Regions from separate parts of the Homo sapiens genome. Here region 1 is linked to region 2. The links are chromatin loops, found by intact Hi-C in ENCODE. Cell type or tissue: dorsolateral prefrontal cortex. All regions are shown on one strand.

Evidence for each region. Hi-C counts contacts between places; a loop is a spot of excess contacts. Peaks named below come from ENCODE experiments on the same cell type or tissue, not always from the same donor. Only the 100,000 strongest peaks of a DNase experiment are listed, where the experiment ranks them.
Region 1: it touches region 2 in a loop (5-fold over the local background); 36 of 110 quality-filtered maps call a loop at or near these places.

The regions. Positions count from the first base shown.
Region 1 is chr6:135,447,546-135,455,545 of GRCh38, reverse strand. AHI1 (Abelson helper integration site 1) reads left to right here. Exons shown (of 29, transcript NM_001134831.2): 11 at 2,110-2,205; 12 at 7,071-7,256. Among named protein-coding and RNA genes, the nearest start is that of AHI1, 46 kb to the left of the region's middle. In dorsolateral prefrontal cortex, CTCF peaks have their summits at 3,530 and 3,734 (motif pointing left); no DNase peak of the experiment used is centred here.
Region 2 is chr6:136,221,850-136,229,849 of GRCh38, reverse strand. No RefSeq gene overlaps it. Among named protein-coding and RNA genes, the nearest start is that of MTFR2, 24 kb to the left of the region's middle. In dorsolateral prefrontal cortex, CTCF peaks have their summits at 3,246 and 3,451 (motif pointing right); a DNase peak (open chromatin) is centred at 3,449; H3K4me3 peaks cover 890 bases; H3K27ac peaks cover 1,248 bases.

The DNA.
Region 1 (8,000 bases), 770 kb after region 2:
TGCTGAGTGTTTACTATTTAACCATTTGGCCTACTTTGTATAATTTAATAATTACAACAGCTCTGTGACTGTTAACTGTAGTGAAGTGATGAATCCACTCGATATGAATGCATTTCTCCATTTTAAACCCATTTCACAAAGCATAAACTCATTTAACCATGTCAGGCACCCTAAGAATATGTGTACCACCTGGATAAATAAAGATAAATGTACACAGATCAGTTAATGCAGTTTAATATGTAACCAAAAATGATGTAGAACTTATATGTGAAGGGTTAGTGGCGGGTCAGTGGAGTCAGGGAAAGCTTTATGGAATACATGGCTTTTGAGCTGACTAGTTGTTATTATATAATTTTCTTACTGAAAATGATAACAAGGTTTGGAATAAAAGTGATTTCCCCAAAGTTACTCGAATTTTAAGTTAAAAAAAATGCGTTTGCAGATAGTTTGAACCTAGAATACCACATTTCTTTACTCTATCATGTGTTCTGTCTCCATAAGCAAAGGACAATAGAGAAAGCCCCCTTCCAGTGTAAGCTAGATGGAGAAGTTTAGCATGGGAACAGCAGGGGACTTGGCATAACCAGTGCCGAAGATTCATTTTGTAGAATTACTTGTTTTTATGATCCTTGACTTTCAGGTTGTCTATTTGTATTTATGATACAAATATTCCAATATTTACATTTGTGATTATGTTGTGTGTGATTTACATAAAGCTGTTATTGTTGAAAAATTGATATAATTTGTATCTTAAGGAATTTTTTGTCTTCAAACTTTGTCATTTGTTACAATTTTCTTCTGTATTCATTTTAGTATTAAGAGATGAAGAAGGATAGATTGTTGTATTATAAACGCTTTTGGTTGCTTCTTAAGTTTTAATGTAATATGTTATTGCCTATGCAACTGCTTTTTGATCTCAGTTTTTTAAGTGTTGAGGACAACTTGATAATGTCTCACAGTCTTTAAAACCATTATTTTACTCTTAGGTATTTATCTTAAGGAAAAAAATGACAAGTCCGTGAAGATGTGTGTGCAAGGATATTTATTTCAGCACTGTTTATAATAGCAAAAATTTTAGGGAGATAAAATAACCTACATTTAGATCAGTAAGAGATTTGGTTAAATAAGTTATAATTTTTGTTAAATTTATGGTATTTGTGACAGAATAGTAGGCAGTCATTAACATTACGGTATTCATGTGTATGTATTGACATGAAGAGATATTCACTACATACTATATGAAAATAATTTGTGAAATAGCATTATTAGATTTGTAGTTCCACACATATGTTTAGGAATGCACAGAAAAAGATTTGGCCTGCAAACTAGATGTTAATGGTGACCATCTATGGGTCTGGATTACAAGTTGTTTTTACTTTGGATCTATATATTTTTTATATTATGTTTTCACTGAGCATGTATTATATCTGTAAAAAAGATTTAGGTATCCAAAAAGCACAGATGATTGGAGTCTGTATCATTTCTTAAGCAGTCTTCTTTCTATAAAAATCTCATTTTCGCAGCTGAGCTTTTAATAAGCACCAGTAAGTTTGAAGTGATAGCCTTTGATAAATATCTAGAATACGATCTCTGTGGCAGGTTGGTTGCAAATCCATGAGCTTTAATGTCCAGACAGGATAGAGGAATGGAAGAAATCCTCTTGAGAAGCCTAATTATAACATACATCCAAAGAGAAAAACCCCAACTTCAGGAAGGTGATCCAAGACAAAGACCCAGAAATAGGGTTGTGAGTTTTTTAAACAAACAATCCTTTAAAGTCTGCTGTGATACATAAAAAACAATGAAAGCTTAAGAATTCTATGCCTATTATATTTGTACCTAGGTTATATTTGAGGTGATTAACACTTTGCTTTGGATTTGAAATAAATCATAGTATTTATTAATGAAAGATAAAATAGTCAGAAAATGGACCCTCCCTAACTGAATGAGTTAACTTTAAGGTGAATGAAATGAGATAAAAATGTTTTTATTCCCTGTAAAGGTTAATGTTTTTAAGCACTATACAAATGATTTTTTAAAGTTTTAATAATGTACCATTAGAAAATATTAAATTTTAGGTAGCTTAGTCTTCTGTGAATTTATTTGCAGATTCTTGATTTCTTAAGCGTGGATGAAATTAAGAATAATTCTGAGGTTCAAAACCAAGAATGTGGCTTTCGGAAAATTGCCTGGGCATTTCTTAAGGTATGTTTTTCATCCATTTTAAACACTTTAAAACTAGTCTTCAAATTTAGTTGGCTGCTTTCTCCCAAATCAGTTTGGTCTCATATAAGGAATTAGAATCTAAGGTAATGTTGTAGGGATGAAGAGTTACTAATTCAAGCTCAGGTTATGCTCATTCAGATTCTTAAATATTTATTGATGGCCCAGTATGTGCCAGTTACACTATTTGGTTCTGAGGATGTAGCATTAAAAAAGACACAAACAGCCATGCCATTATTTATTCAGTTCAAAAAATATTAAGACTTTTCTATGTGCCAGCTACTGTTGTCAGTGGACAAAGATGACAAATTCCTTGAACTCCTGGACTTCATATTCCAGCAACACAAACATAAAACAATTGATTTCACAATTTATCATTTAATTATAAATTTTTATAAATATCGTAAAGAGGTATAGGATGGATGATGAACTGTGGGGTCAGGGAAAACATTCCTGAGGAAGAGACACATTGCCACCGGTGGGGAAGAAATGGTCTATGGTAGAGGGTACAATATATGCAAAAACCCTGATATTTGAAGGAGCAGGGTTAATTCAGAAAATCAAAAGAAGGCCACCAAGATTGGAGGACAGAGACTAAGGGGAGAAGAATGGTGCATGAAGAGGTTGCTAAGGTCAACGGGATGTTAATTATGATGAGGTCTTCTCAGTCATTATAGCAAGAGGAAGCCATTATAGAATTTAAAGAGCAATGGGAAGCCACTGTGGGATTTTAAACAAAAGAATAAAATAATCTGATTTGTGTTTTAGAAAGATATATACTCTGTTATGTGGAGAACAGATTCTAGAGGGAGCAAATGTAGATACTTGAAAATCACATTAGGAAATTCTTAACAGTAGTCTAGGTAAAAAATGTCTTTGTACATTTGTCTTTGACTAGGTGTCTCTGACTAGGATGTCTTTGACGAGATGTTTCAGCAAAGATGAAAGGCGTAGATTGATGTTTAAAAAAGGATATTTTAATTTTGTAATTATCTTTTCCTTCAAACATCAATTTAAATTATGAAAAGTCTTGAGTAATTATTTTGTACCATCTTATAAAAACATTTTCATTTGTGAATCCATTCATTCAACAAATATGATCTATAAAATGTGAGACAGTCTGCTAAATTCAGTACATTCATAGATAAATTAGACATTGTATATAGCTGCCCTCCAATTTAATTTCTATACAGACCTGTTACCTACATTATTATGTGCTATAGAACAGATGCTGTTAAAATCCAGTTGAGACATTTAATCCATATTGGAGGTTAGAGAGAGATTTTAGAAGTTTTATAGTCAAAGGGCTGAACAGCCACCAGGTTGGCTATGGTGAGTAAGTAATTTGAGAGTGGCCTTAGCAATCACCTGGTCCAGTGTGCTATCGATGATCACCCTTTTATAAATCTGTTAATGCCTTTTTCCATAACACCTTCCATACTGATTTAGAGCAAAGAAAAAAAGCCATTAAAAAAAAAAAGCAAAAAACTCACTTTCACATAGTAAACAGTGCCATCGTGTGGTTTTATTAGAAACTGCATTTCTTTTATGCTAAGATTTGTGCAGACCTGCAGAATTTACTGTAAGTTGCACTTAGGAAGCAGTAACATATTTCAGGGCATTTCTACCTCTAAGTACTATATGGATTTTTATTTATTTATTCATCTTATGCCATTGGCAAAAATGGCAGTCAAGAATTCTTATCCCATCCCCACCCCCCAGAAAGAGTAAGGTATTCTATGTGCTTCACGTCTTCTAACACTTACCTGTCTTCTTCATTAGACTGTAAGCTTTTTAGAGTCACCAATGACTTCTTTTGGGTAAATATGTTGAACATTTTTAGTCCTTATTTTACTAGGTCTTTTTGCATTTAATATGTCACTCTCTTGAAACTCCATGCTATAATATCACCAGCTCCCAGCATATTAATGTCACATAGAAAGTGTTTGGTGAATATATATTGAGGGAATTAATCATTGATGATAGAAAGAGTGGCAAGGATAAAATTCATCTTCAAGAAAGTGGCATGACGGATGCAGTAGCTGACTCCTGTAATCCCAGCACGCTGGGAGGTGAGGTGGGCCGATCACTTGAGGTCAGGAGTTTGAGACCAACCTGGCCAATATGGTGAAACCCTGTCTCTACTAAAAATACAAAAATTTGCCAGATGTGGTGGTGTGCACCTGTAATCCCAGCTACTCGGGAGGCTGAGCGGGGAGGATTGCTTGGACACAGGGAATGGAAGTTGTAGTGACCTGTGATTGTACCACTGCACTCCAGCCTGGGTGACAGAGTGAGACTCCATCTCAAAAAAAAAGGGAAGTGGCATGAAGACAATTAAAATTTAAATCTTTTATTACCTATCCTGTTGGTACGAGGGATGTCTTGGATAATTGTTAAGTTATTACAGTAATTCAAATGAGACTTTATCCTAATTCTCAGCTATGCCTCAGATTCTCAGGTACTTTCAGTTCTTTTAGTACATATATGTGGCTATTCTTTTAAACTAAAAAGTAATAAAGCCTTATTTATCTGAGCTCTACATTATATAATTTATAACCATAATGGCAGGGTCTTGGCTGAATCTTAGTTGTTTACTCAGGCTAAGCAACGTATTAATGTAAACTAAATTGCCTGTTTAAATTAATCTATGGAAAGTATGATTTAGAAGCTGGGGAATATCTTTTTAAAATTACCGTGATAAGCTTTGGGGAGCTGTAGGAGAGTTTATCAAGGGAGTCTCGAGTGCTTATGATTTAATGACTGAACATATCTATTACTCAATTGGGAATGGTTCTTTACCCCTGTGTGTCATTTGACACTAATCACAATGTCACCCGCTCAGCTTATAACCTCCATTGTCTTTACATTCTTTCCTAAAGGGGTAGGGGAAAAGATGGGCTATATTTTGCCATCTCTTTTTCCTTGTTGATGCATCATTCCTTAACTTATCATTCCTGAACAACGTTCTGAATTTTGCCTCTGCCACTAAAGCTTCTCCAACCAAATCACTAGTGATTTCTGTTTGCTAAATATATTGAACATTTTTTAGTTATTTTGTCACATCTATGCATTTAACATATCACACTCTTGAAACTCTGTTACCTTGGTTTTCTTGACACCATCCTCTCCTAATTTTTCTTATACCATTCTTTGAGTTTCCTTCATGGTCTTCTACCTACCTCCTTAATATCAGTCTTACTCATGGTTTCATCTTTAACCCACTTTTCTTGGAACCACTTTTCTCACCTGTGCTTCAGATTTGTAAATTCAGTCACCTGCTGGACATTTCAGCTTGGATGACTTATAGATATGTCAGATTCCTCCAAACTGAGTATCCGTGCTACTCTCTCTGCCACTTCAATTGGTGGTACCACCATCTGTCCACTCTCCCAGATTTACGAACTTAGAGTTACACTGTTTTGGTAGCTACAAGTCACATGGCTGTTTGAATTCAAATTAAATATAATTAAAAATTTACTTTCACATTTGTGCTAGCCATACTTCAAGTGCAGGGTAGCCACATGTGGATTCCGTATTGGTTAGCACAAATTGGTTAGAGTATTCCCATCATTATAGAAAGCTCTCTTGGACAATACTATCTTAGAGCCTTTCTTGCCTCTTTGTTTTTTTTTACTTTCCAAGTTACATAAGTCTACAAGTAACAGTTGTTAAATGTGTTCCCTGCACTCAGTGCCTATTCTTCTAATTTAAGATATTAAGTTACATGAGTCTACAAGTAACAGTTGTTAAATACCTTCCGGGCACTCAGTGCTTATTCTTCTAATTTAAGATACTTCATGTTTTGTGTGAACTGTTGCAAAGGGTTCAAACTATCTTTCTGCTCCTAATTTGCAGAAGACATAAAGGTTAGAAAGACGTTTCATTTCCTATTTTGAGTCATGGTCTAATGAAAGAGAACGTATTCTGAGTTGGTAAGATTTTTATGTTTCTCATAAAAATCTCCATTTAGGGCCAGGCGTGGTGGCTCACAACTGTAATCCCAACACTTTGGGAGGCCGAGGTGGGCAGATCACCTGAGGCCAGGAGTTCAAGACCAGCCTGACCAACATGGCAAAACCTCTGACTATACTAAAAACACAAAAATCAACCAGGTGTGGTGGCATGCACCTGTAATCCTAGCTACTCGGGAGGCTGAGGCACAAGAATCACTTGAACCCAGAGGAGGTGGAAATTGCAGTGAGCCAAGATTTTGCCACTGCACTCCGGCCTGGATAACAGAGCGAGATTCTGCCCAAAAAAAGAGACAAAAACCTCCATTTAGTTAGCTTAAATATAAGTTTTGTTTAATAGGGTTTTAAAAATAGACCTTTGAAAGAAGATATACTAAAATACTGAAAAAAATGTAACGAATGGCTTGAATGAGTTTAATTATCTTGAAATGATTTTAACTTTTTAAAAATTTAAAACATAAAATTTTAACCATTAAAAATACTGATATTAAACAAATGGAAGATTTGTGTCTTGTGTAAATATACAGTTTAGTCTTTATCATAATTATTTCAAACATGTGTATTGATCACTTCCTTTGTTCAGCGTGAAATCTGGCACAGTAATGTAAATGCTGTACCGACAGTCTGAAATTGTTGTACACGTGAAAAGAGAGCTATCAGGAAAATATTTTAAAAGCCATTTGGGCTACCTTTTGTCAAAAATGATCTGGAAGTGTGCTTAACTAACTATTTAATGTTCTTTGCTTTTTAAAACTAAGAAATTTCAGCATGCCATATTAATCTTTTAAAAATGTTTCTGACTTTATGCTATTGCTTTATTGGATATATTTATTTTCAATGAAGGTAACATTTTATATGAATTCTTATTTTAAGCTTCTGGGAGCCAATGGAAATGCAAACATCAACTCAAAACTTCGCTTGCAGCTATATTACCCACCTACTAAGCCTCGATCCCCATTAAGTGTTGTTGAGGCATTTGAATGGTGGTCAAAATGTCCAAGAAATCATTACCCATCAACACTGTACGTAACTGTAAGAGGACTGAAAGTTCCAGACTGTGTAAGTTAATAGTACATATTAAGTGTATATCATCTAGTGTTGAAATTAAATGGTGACATAGCATGTTTTTCATTTCTAAAAAGATAAGGCCTCTAATAATAATTTTAATAGATTTCTGGGGTTATATATTAAGCCTGTAATAGCTGATATTTAAAAGATGCTTAAATGAATTTTAAATGTGAAATGTGGCTTTTAGTATTAGGAAAAATGTTTTGTTATAATTTGATTTTCAAAAATTAAAGATAAAAGGTTGATTTAAAGCAGGAGTTGAAAAATAGTTTCTGTAAAGGGCCAGATAGTAAATATTTTAGGCTTTGGCCCTGTAGTTTCAGTCAATTTTGCCTTTATAGTGTGAAAATAGCTACATAGACATATGTAGGCCATAACTGAACAAATGGGTGTGATGTGTTCCAATAAAAGTTTATTTACAAAAACAGGTAGTAGGCCAGATTTGGTGTGTGGGCTGCAGTTTGCAGACTCCTGATTTCTGGGCACATTTTTCACAATATTATTCAAATAATCAGTATGTAATGTTTCTACTGCTGCTGTTTTCCATAGATTAATATTATAAATAATCTTAGCAAAGAATTGGCCCTAAAATAAAAAAGTTTTGCTTTTGTCTAGTTTCTTGTAAGACATTAATTTTTCAGGTCATTTGCACGTTCTGTAGCTGATATGTACTGTCACCACAGGGCTGATTTGCATTGGTTTGGATGGAGTTAAATCTATTATTTGAGAAATGAG
Region 2 (8,000 bases):
GTTTCACCATGTTGCCCAGGCTAGTCTCAAATTCCTGGGTTTAAGTGATCCACCCACCTCAGCCTCCCAAAGTGGTGGGATTACTGGCATGAGCCACTGCACCCAGCCTGTGATTGTTTTTGACATTTCTTATCTAGCTACCAATAGTTTTTGTTCTTGCTGTTGTTCCTGCCCCTCTTAAACGTTTTCCCCACGCTGACTTTTCTCATTATCCTTGTAATAAGAGTTTGTTTTCTCTTGAAATAACTTTTTTTATTTCCCAAGTAGGTAGGCTTGCATTTTCAGTGTTCTAGTTTCCTTGTTCAAAAATGTGTAATCAACAATCCTTCAACAACCAGCAGGAATCTTTGGAAGATACTATCCTCTGCCAAGTGAAGTATATCATTTCTTGACAAACCCCAAGTTGGCTTTTTGGTGGGCTTTTTTGCTCTTCGTTAGAATGGATTTCCTGCCTTCCCAAAGCACATTTCAACACCAGTGATGCATTAGAATTGAGTTGACTTTATGCTTCCCTGTGTTTCGAAGTATAACTCCTGGTATCTGGGAGGACATGACCATATGCCCTAAAATCTGCAGTGGCCTAATTTTGGGCTCCCGGTAACTGTTGTGTTCACTTTAGAATTCTTGAGGATTGGGGATTCAGTTTAGGCCTTCCTCATGAGCCTATACATAAATGACCTCATGCCAAATGTTATAAAATTCAGATTTGATTACTTTAAAATTCGATGAAATTACTGTAAATGCTGCAGCTTTCTCTTGCAAGTTACGTTAATAGCTTCCTTTCCTGACTCTGAAACACTTCTCTTGCTTGCCCTGGAGAAGTCCCTTCTCCCACTTCCTCAAATGCCTTTGAGTGGGTTTCATTTCCCTCCAAACTGGGTGTTAGTTAGTGCCCTCAAACTAAGGTGTTTGAGCAAGGATGTTTCACAAAACATTCTAATAGTATTTTATATTTGGAAAAATTTTAAAAAGGGTTTTATAATATAGACTGCAAGAAGTTAATGTTCAAAATCTTGACTGGTTGATATGCAGATGGTAGTGGTTTTCAAAGCAGGGAGGGGAGACGTGACTACCTAGGAGTGTGTATCAAAATCTGGAGAGGACCCAGATTGGAAACAGTGGCATGGGCCCCCTGGGGATGGCGGATCAAAAGGTCATACTTTTATAATGACTATGTATTTGTGTTTTAATTATGAAATCTAAATAAAAATTTCCAACAGTCCATTAAGGTTCCTATAACAAAATACCGTAAACAGAGGGGCTTATAAACAACAGAAATTTATTTCTCACAGTTCTGGAGGCTGGGAAGCCCAAGATCAAGGTGCTGGCAGATTTGGTGTCTGGGGGTGGGCCTGCTTCCTGGTTCATAGAAGGCCTAGCCATCTTCTTGCTGTGTCTTCACGTAGCTGAAGGGGTGAGAGAGCTCTCTGGGGTTTTTTACAAGGGCACTAATCGCAATCACGAGGACTCCGCCCTCTTGACCTAATCATCTCCCAAAAGCCTCACCTCCTAAATACGATCACCTTGGGAGTTAGGATTTCAACGTGTGAATTTTGGGGGAACAGAAACGTTCCATCCATTGGAATTAGGTTTGGGGAGAAACAGCCATTTACACGGAGGATAATTTAGGTGGTAGCAATCGGGAAACAGCATTTTAAACAGGTTTTGCCAGATATAAAGCACACTCTCTTCTCAGATTGGAGAGGCTAAGTATACAATGGATTTATTTTAAATTGATCCTCTTCCCCTCAAAAAAACCAACCAACCAAACAAAAACAAACAAAAAACCCCACAAAACCCGAACAGGTCAAGAAGAGTGACGTGTGAGATTTTATATCAGAAAAGGGCTGTTGATTTGGTTTCTCTGGCAAGCAGGCTCTGAGTAGAGATGAATGTGCAGGACATCTCTCTGGGCGTGTCCTCAGGATAATACTCAGGTGAGGGGGCAGCTGGGCTGTGATGCAATCTCAGCAGGGCCTCAGCAGAACCCCAGGGGCTCTGGAGTGGTCCCCCATCACTCTGGGAGTGCTGAGTCTCTACACTTTCTCGTTGACTAAGTACTGGGGGGCTTGACCTTGAACAAAGCAACCTTCTTGAGCTGAGGGCAGTTTTCAGAGAGGGTTGTCAGAGGACAACCTCTGTTGAGGACAGAACATGGTGGTGCATCACAGTCCACTACAGGGGACGCGGATTCTAAAATTGTGGCAGAGCCGGACATAATAGCTTTGCCTTAAGTTCCAGAGCCTGTCTTGCATTGCAGTTAGCTTGAGTAGTACAAATTGTCCGGAATTTCCAGTACCTACTGCCTTGTTATCCTTTGACCAGACTAGTTCTTATATTTACCTTGTGGGAAATGCTTGCTTTTAAAAAATTGATGGTGGGGTTGGGTAGGAAAGCCTTCCTGTCTCTAAAGATCTATTCCTGTCAGCTCCCGAAGTGTCTGTGCCTGTGGCCTTGCTCGTGGGTCATTCCACGGTGACTTCTGCAGCTGCATGGGGAAAACTAGGGCTGGGAAAACTATGGCTGGTTGATCACAGCTTTGCCCTTTCCTCTTCCTGGAAATTCCTGTGTTTACAAGGACTCAGAGCATGAAGCAGTGATCGCATCATGGAAATGCATCGGGAGAACTGAGTTATCACTTCTCTGGGCCTCAAACTCCTCAACTGTAAAATGAGGAGGCCAAACGGAATGTGCTCCAAAGTCCAATGTACAACACTAACATTCTATGATTTACTTCTTCCAGTGAAAAAAGACACAATCACAGCTCAGCTGGGTTGCAGTTTCAGTTTTCTGCACTCTGTGTCCAATTTGGACACAGTGGGGAAGTGGTCTGTAGGTCCCAGAGAACTTCTGTTCCACTGTATTTAAGAATAAGCTGTAATTGACCTTTTAGGTGATAAAGCTCTCACTTTGGTTTTTTGTTTTTTGTTTGTTTTTGAGAAGGAGTAGTAGTTCTGTTCCTAGTGCTTGCCATGGAGGTATATCAGCACTATGCAATGCAGGCTATTGTTATCTTCATTCTACAGATGAGGAGCTAGGCATAGAGAGAGACTATCTCCACCCCAGTAGATAACCCAGGTTCTCACAGCTGATTAAGTGGCAGAGCTGGAATTTTCATTTTTTATTTTTCCCCTGAACCTGAGCCATTCTTCTGCCTCAACCTTCCAAGAAGCTGGGACTACAGGTGCGTGCCACTGTGCTGGGCTTTAAGAGCTGGGATTTGAACCCAAGCAGATGGGTTTTCCAACCCATGTTTTAAGCTCCTAGTCAACAGTTCTCATCTTATACATTTGTTTATCTATTTATTTTAGATTTTGCTGTGTCCTAGAAAGAATTTAAGGCAGTTTACAAGGATATGTATAGCACGGCAAAATAATGGAACAGGAAACTGAAAGAGGAAAAAGCCGTCAGGCTGCAGTTCTCCATATTTACCACGAGAGGACAGTATAACACCGAGAGCGCCCAGGCTGGTGGCCCCCTGCTAACCTGTTACTACGTTCAGATGAAATTATAGAAATTACGGAAAAAGCGAGGTTAGATTTAGTATTAATTGCAAAAGTAGCTTACATTTAAGGACACTAAGGAATTATAATACAGCTATATCCTTGTCAGGCCTGAGATTATTCACGTCATCAGGCCGATTCAACTGTTTTCCCAGCAAATAACATATTTTGTGAAATTCAATGATGAAAGCCAGGGATAGTATTGCTTAATTGTTAAATTTCAACACTGCAGTGGGATTCTCACAGGTTCTTTAGGTTAAGTACAACTATCGATTTCACTGCTACAAAACAGCCCAAGGCTTATTTTGAAAGACATGATTATAGTTTCTGCTTTTATAACTGGTAAAGATTGGTAAATTAGAGTGGTGGAATGTTTATTAGGTATATCATAACTAATACATGCAAATAAGGGCTTCCAAAGATATTATATTCGTTTAAAAGATCGTTTAAAATACTCGTTAAAAGACAAATGCCAAGGCAAATTATGCCAGGATGGCGCTTTGCAGACCAGAAGGTGAGTACTGCTTCTCGAGCATGGGAGACCACATTTGAAGTGGGATGAAGTGGTGGTGGTGTCTGCTGGATCCCCAAGTGTCGTGGGGGGGGACCTGGTGAGAGGTAATTGAGTCATGGGGGTGGGGTTTTCCCGTGCTGTTCTTGTGACAGTGAGTAAGTCTCATGTGATCTGCTGGTTTTATAAAGGGCAGTTTCCCTGCACCTACTCTCTTGCCTGCCACCATATAAGACATGCCTTTGCTCCTCCTTTGGCTTCCACCATGATTGTGAGGCCTCCCCAGCCATGTGGAACTGTGAGTCCATTAAACCTCTTCTTTTTTAAAATTTAATCTAATTTTATTTATTTATTTATCTATTTTATTTTACTTTAAGTTCCGGGATATATGTGCAGAAAGTGCAGGTTTGTCACATAGGTATACGTGTGCCATGGTGGTTTGCTGCACCTATGGACCCATCCTTTAAGTTCCCTCTTCTTTTTCCCCATCCCGCAACGGGCCCTGGTGTGTGTTGTTCTCCTACCTGTGTCCATGTGCTCTCATTGCTCAATTCCCAGTTACGAGTGAGAATATGTGGTGTTTGGATTTCTGTTCCTGTGTTAGTTTGCTGAGGATGATGACTTCTAGCTTCTTCCAAGCTCCTGCAAATGACATGATCTTATTCCTTTTTATGGCTGCATAGTATTCCATCGTGTATATGGACCACATTTTCTTTATTCAGTCCATCATTGATGGGCATTTGGGTTGGTTCCATGACTTTGCTATTGTAAATAGTGCTGCAATAAACATACATGTGCATGTGTTTTCATAGTAGAATGATTTATATTCCTTTGGGTATATACTCAGTAATGAGATTGCTGAGTCAAATGGTATTTCTGGTTCTAGATCCTTGAGGAATCACTGTACTGTCTTCCACAATGGTTGAACTAATTTACATTCCCACCAACAGTGTAAAAGCATTCCTGTTTCTCCACAGCCTCGCCAGCATCTGTTTCTTGACTTTTTAATAATCACCATGCTGACTGGCGTGAGATTGTTATTTCATTGTGGTTTTGATTTGCATTTCTCTAATGATCAGTGATGTTGAGCTTTCTTTCATATGTTTGTTGGCTGTGTAAATGTCTTCTTTTGAGAAGTGTCTGTTCATATCCTTTGCCCACTTTTTGATGGGGTTGTTTGATTTTTTTCTTGTAAATTTGTTGAAGTTCCTTATAAATTCTGACTATTAGATCTTTGTCAGATGGGTAGATTGCAAAAATTTTCTCCCATTCTGTAGGTTGCCTGTTCACTCTGATGATAGTTTCTTTTGCTCTGCAGAAGCTCTTCAGTTTAATTAGAAACCGTTTGTCAATTTTGGCTTTTGTTGCAATTGCTTTCAGCATTTTAGTCATGAAGTCTTTGCCCATGCCTATGTCCTGAATGGCATTGCCTAGGTTTTCTTCTAGGGTTTTTATGGTTTTGGGTTTTACATTTAAGTCTTTAATCCATCTTGAGTTAATTTTTGTATAAGGTATAAGGAAGGGGTCCAGTTTCAGTTTTCTGCATATGGCTAACCAGTTTTCCCAGCACCATTTATTGAGTAGGGAATCCTTTCCCCATTGCTTGTTTTTATCAAGTTTGTCGAAGATCAGATGGTTGGAGATGTGTGGTGTTATTTCTGAGGCCTCTGTTCTGTTCCATTGGTCTATATGTCTGTTTTGGGATGAGTACCATGCTGTTTTGGTTACTGTAGCCTTGTATACTTTGAAGGCAGGTAGCGTGATGCCTCTAGCTTTGTTCTTTTTGCTTAGGATTGTCTTGGGTATACAGGATCTTCTTTGATTCCATATGAAATTTAAAGTAGTTTTTTTTTTTTGTTTGTTTTTTGTTTTTTTGAGACGGAGTTTCGCCCTTGTTGCCCAAGCTAGAGTGGTGCAGTGGTGCGATCTTGGCTCACCTCAACCTCCACCTCCTGGGTTCAAGCAATTCTCCTGCCTCAGCCTCCCGAGTTACTGGGATTACAGGCATGTGCCACCATGCCTGGCTAATTTTGTATTTTTAGTAGAGATTGGGTTTCTCCATGTTGGTCAGGCTGGTCTGGAACTCCCGACTTCAGGTTATCTGCCTGCCTCGGCCTCCCAAAGTGCTGGGATTACAGGCGTGAGCTACCGCGCCTGGCCTAAAGTAGGTTTTTCTAATTCTGTGAAGAATGTCAATGGTAGTTTGATGGGAATAGCATTGAATCTATAAATTACTTCGGGCAGTATGGCCATTTTCACAATATTGATTCTTCCTATCCGTGAGGATAGAATTTTTTCCATTTGTGTCCTCTCTTATTTCCTTGAGCAGTGGTTTGGAAATAAGAGAGGACCTTGAAGAGGTCCTTCACATCCCTTGTAGCTGTATTCCTTGGTATTTTATTCTCTTTATAGCAATCGTGAATGGGAGTTCATTCATAATTTGGCTCTCTGCTTGCTTATTGTTGGTGTAAAGAAATGCTTGTGAGTTTTGGACATTGATTTTGTATCCTGAGGCTTTGCTGAAGTTGCTTATCAGCTTAAGGAGTTTTTGGGCTGAGATGATGGGGTTTTCTAAATATAAAATAATGTTGTCTGCAAACAGAGACAATTTGATTTCATCTTTCTTTTTTTTTTGAGATGGAGTCTCACTCTGTTGCCCAGGCTGGAGTGCAGTGGCGTGATCTCGGCTCACTGCAATCTCCGCCTCCTGGGTTCAAGCAATTCTCTGCCTCAGACTCTTGAGTAGCTGGGATTACAGGTGCCTGCCACCATGGCTGGCTAATTTTTTTGTATTTTAGGTAGAGACAGGGTTTCACCATCTTGTCAGGCTGTTCTTGAACTCCTGACCTCGTGATCCTCCTGCCACGGCCTCCCAAAGTGCTGAGATTACAGGCATGGGCCAACGTGCCCGGCCTGACTTCCTCTCTTCTTATCTGAGTACACTTTCTTTTTTTCTCTTGCCTGATTGCCCTGGGCAGAACTTCCAACACTATGTTGAATAGGAGTGGTGAGAGAGGGCATCCTTGTTTTGTACTGGTTTTCACAGGGAAAGCTTCCTGCTTTTGCCCATTCAATGTGATATTGGCTGTGGGTTTGTCATACATAGCTCTTATTATTTTGAGATATGTTCCATCAATACCTAGTTTATTGAGGGTTTTTAACATGAAGGGATGTTGAAGTTTATCAAAGGCCTTTTCTGCATCTATTGAGATAATCATGTGGTTTTTGTCTTCGGTTCTTTTTATGTGATGGATTACATTTATTGATTTGTGTATGTTGAACCAGCCTTGCATCCCAGGGATGAAGCCGGCTTGATCATGGTGGATAAGTTTTTTGATGTGCTGCTGGATTTGGTTTGTCAGTGTTTTATTGAGGATTTTTGCATCAGTGTTCATCAGGGATATTGGTCTGAAGTTTTCTTTGTGTGTGTGTGTGTGTGTGTCTCTGCCAGGTTTTGATATCAGGATGACGCTGACCTCATAAAATGAGTTAGGGAGGAGTCCCTTCTTTTCAATTGTTTGGAATAGTTTCAGAAGGAATGGTATTGTCTCCTCTTTGTGCCTCTGGTAGAATTTGGCTGTGGTCATGGGCTTTTTTTGGTTGGTAGGCTATTAATTACTACCTCAATTTCAGAACTTGTTATTGGTCTATTTAGGGACTCGACTTCTTCCTGGTTTAGTTTTGGGAGTGTATGTGTCCAGGAATTTATCCATCTCTTCTAGATTTTCTAGTTTATTTGTGTAGAGGTGTTTATAGTATTCTCTGATGGTAGTTTGTATTTCTGTGGGATCCGTGGTGATATCCTCTTTATCATTAAAACTCTTTTTCTTTATAAATTACTCAGTCTTGGGTGTGTCTTTATTAGCAGTGTGAGAACTAATACAACTCATTTTGAAGAATTTACTCATTTTTCAGAATTCCTGGTAAGAGTGTTGTCAGTAAATCAGTCATAAGACTTTAAAATAATCAACATATGTTGTGACCAA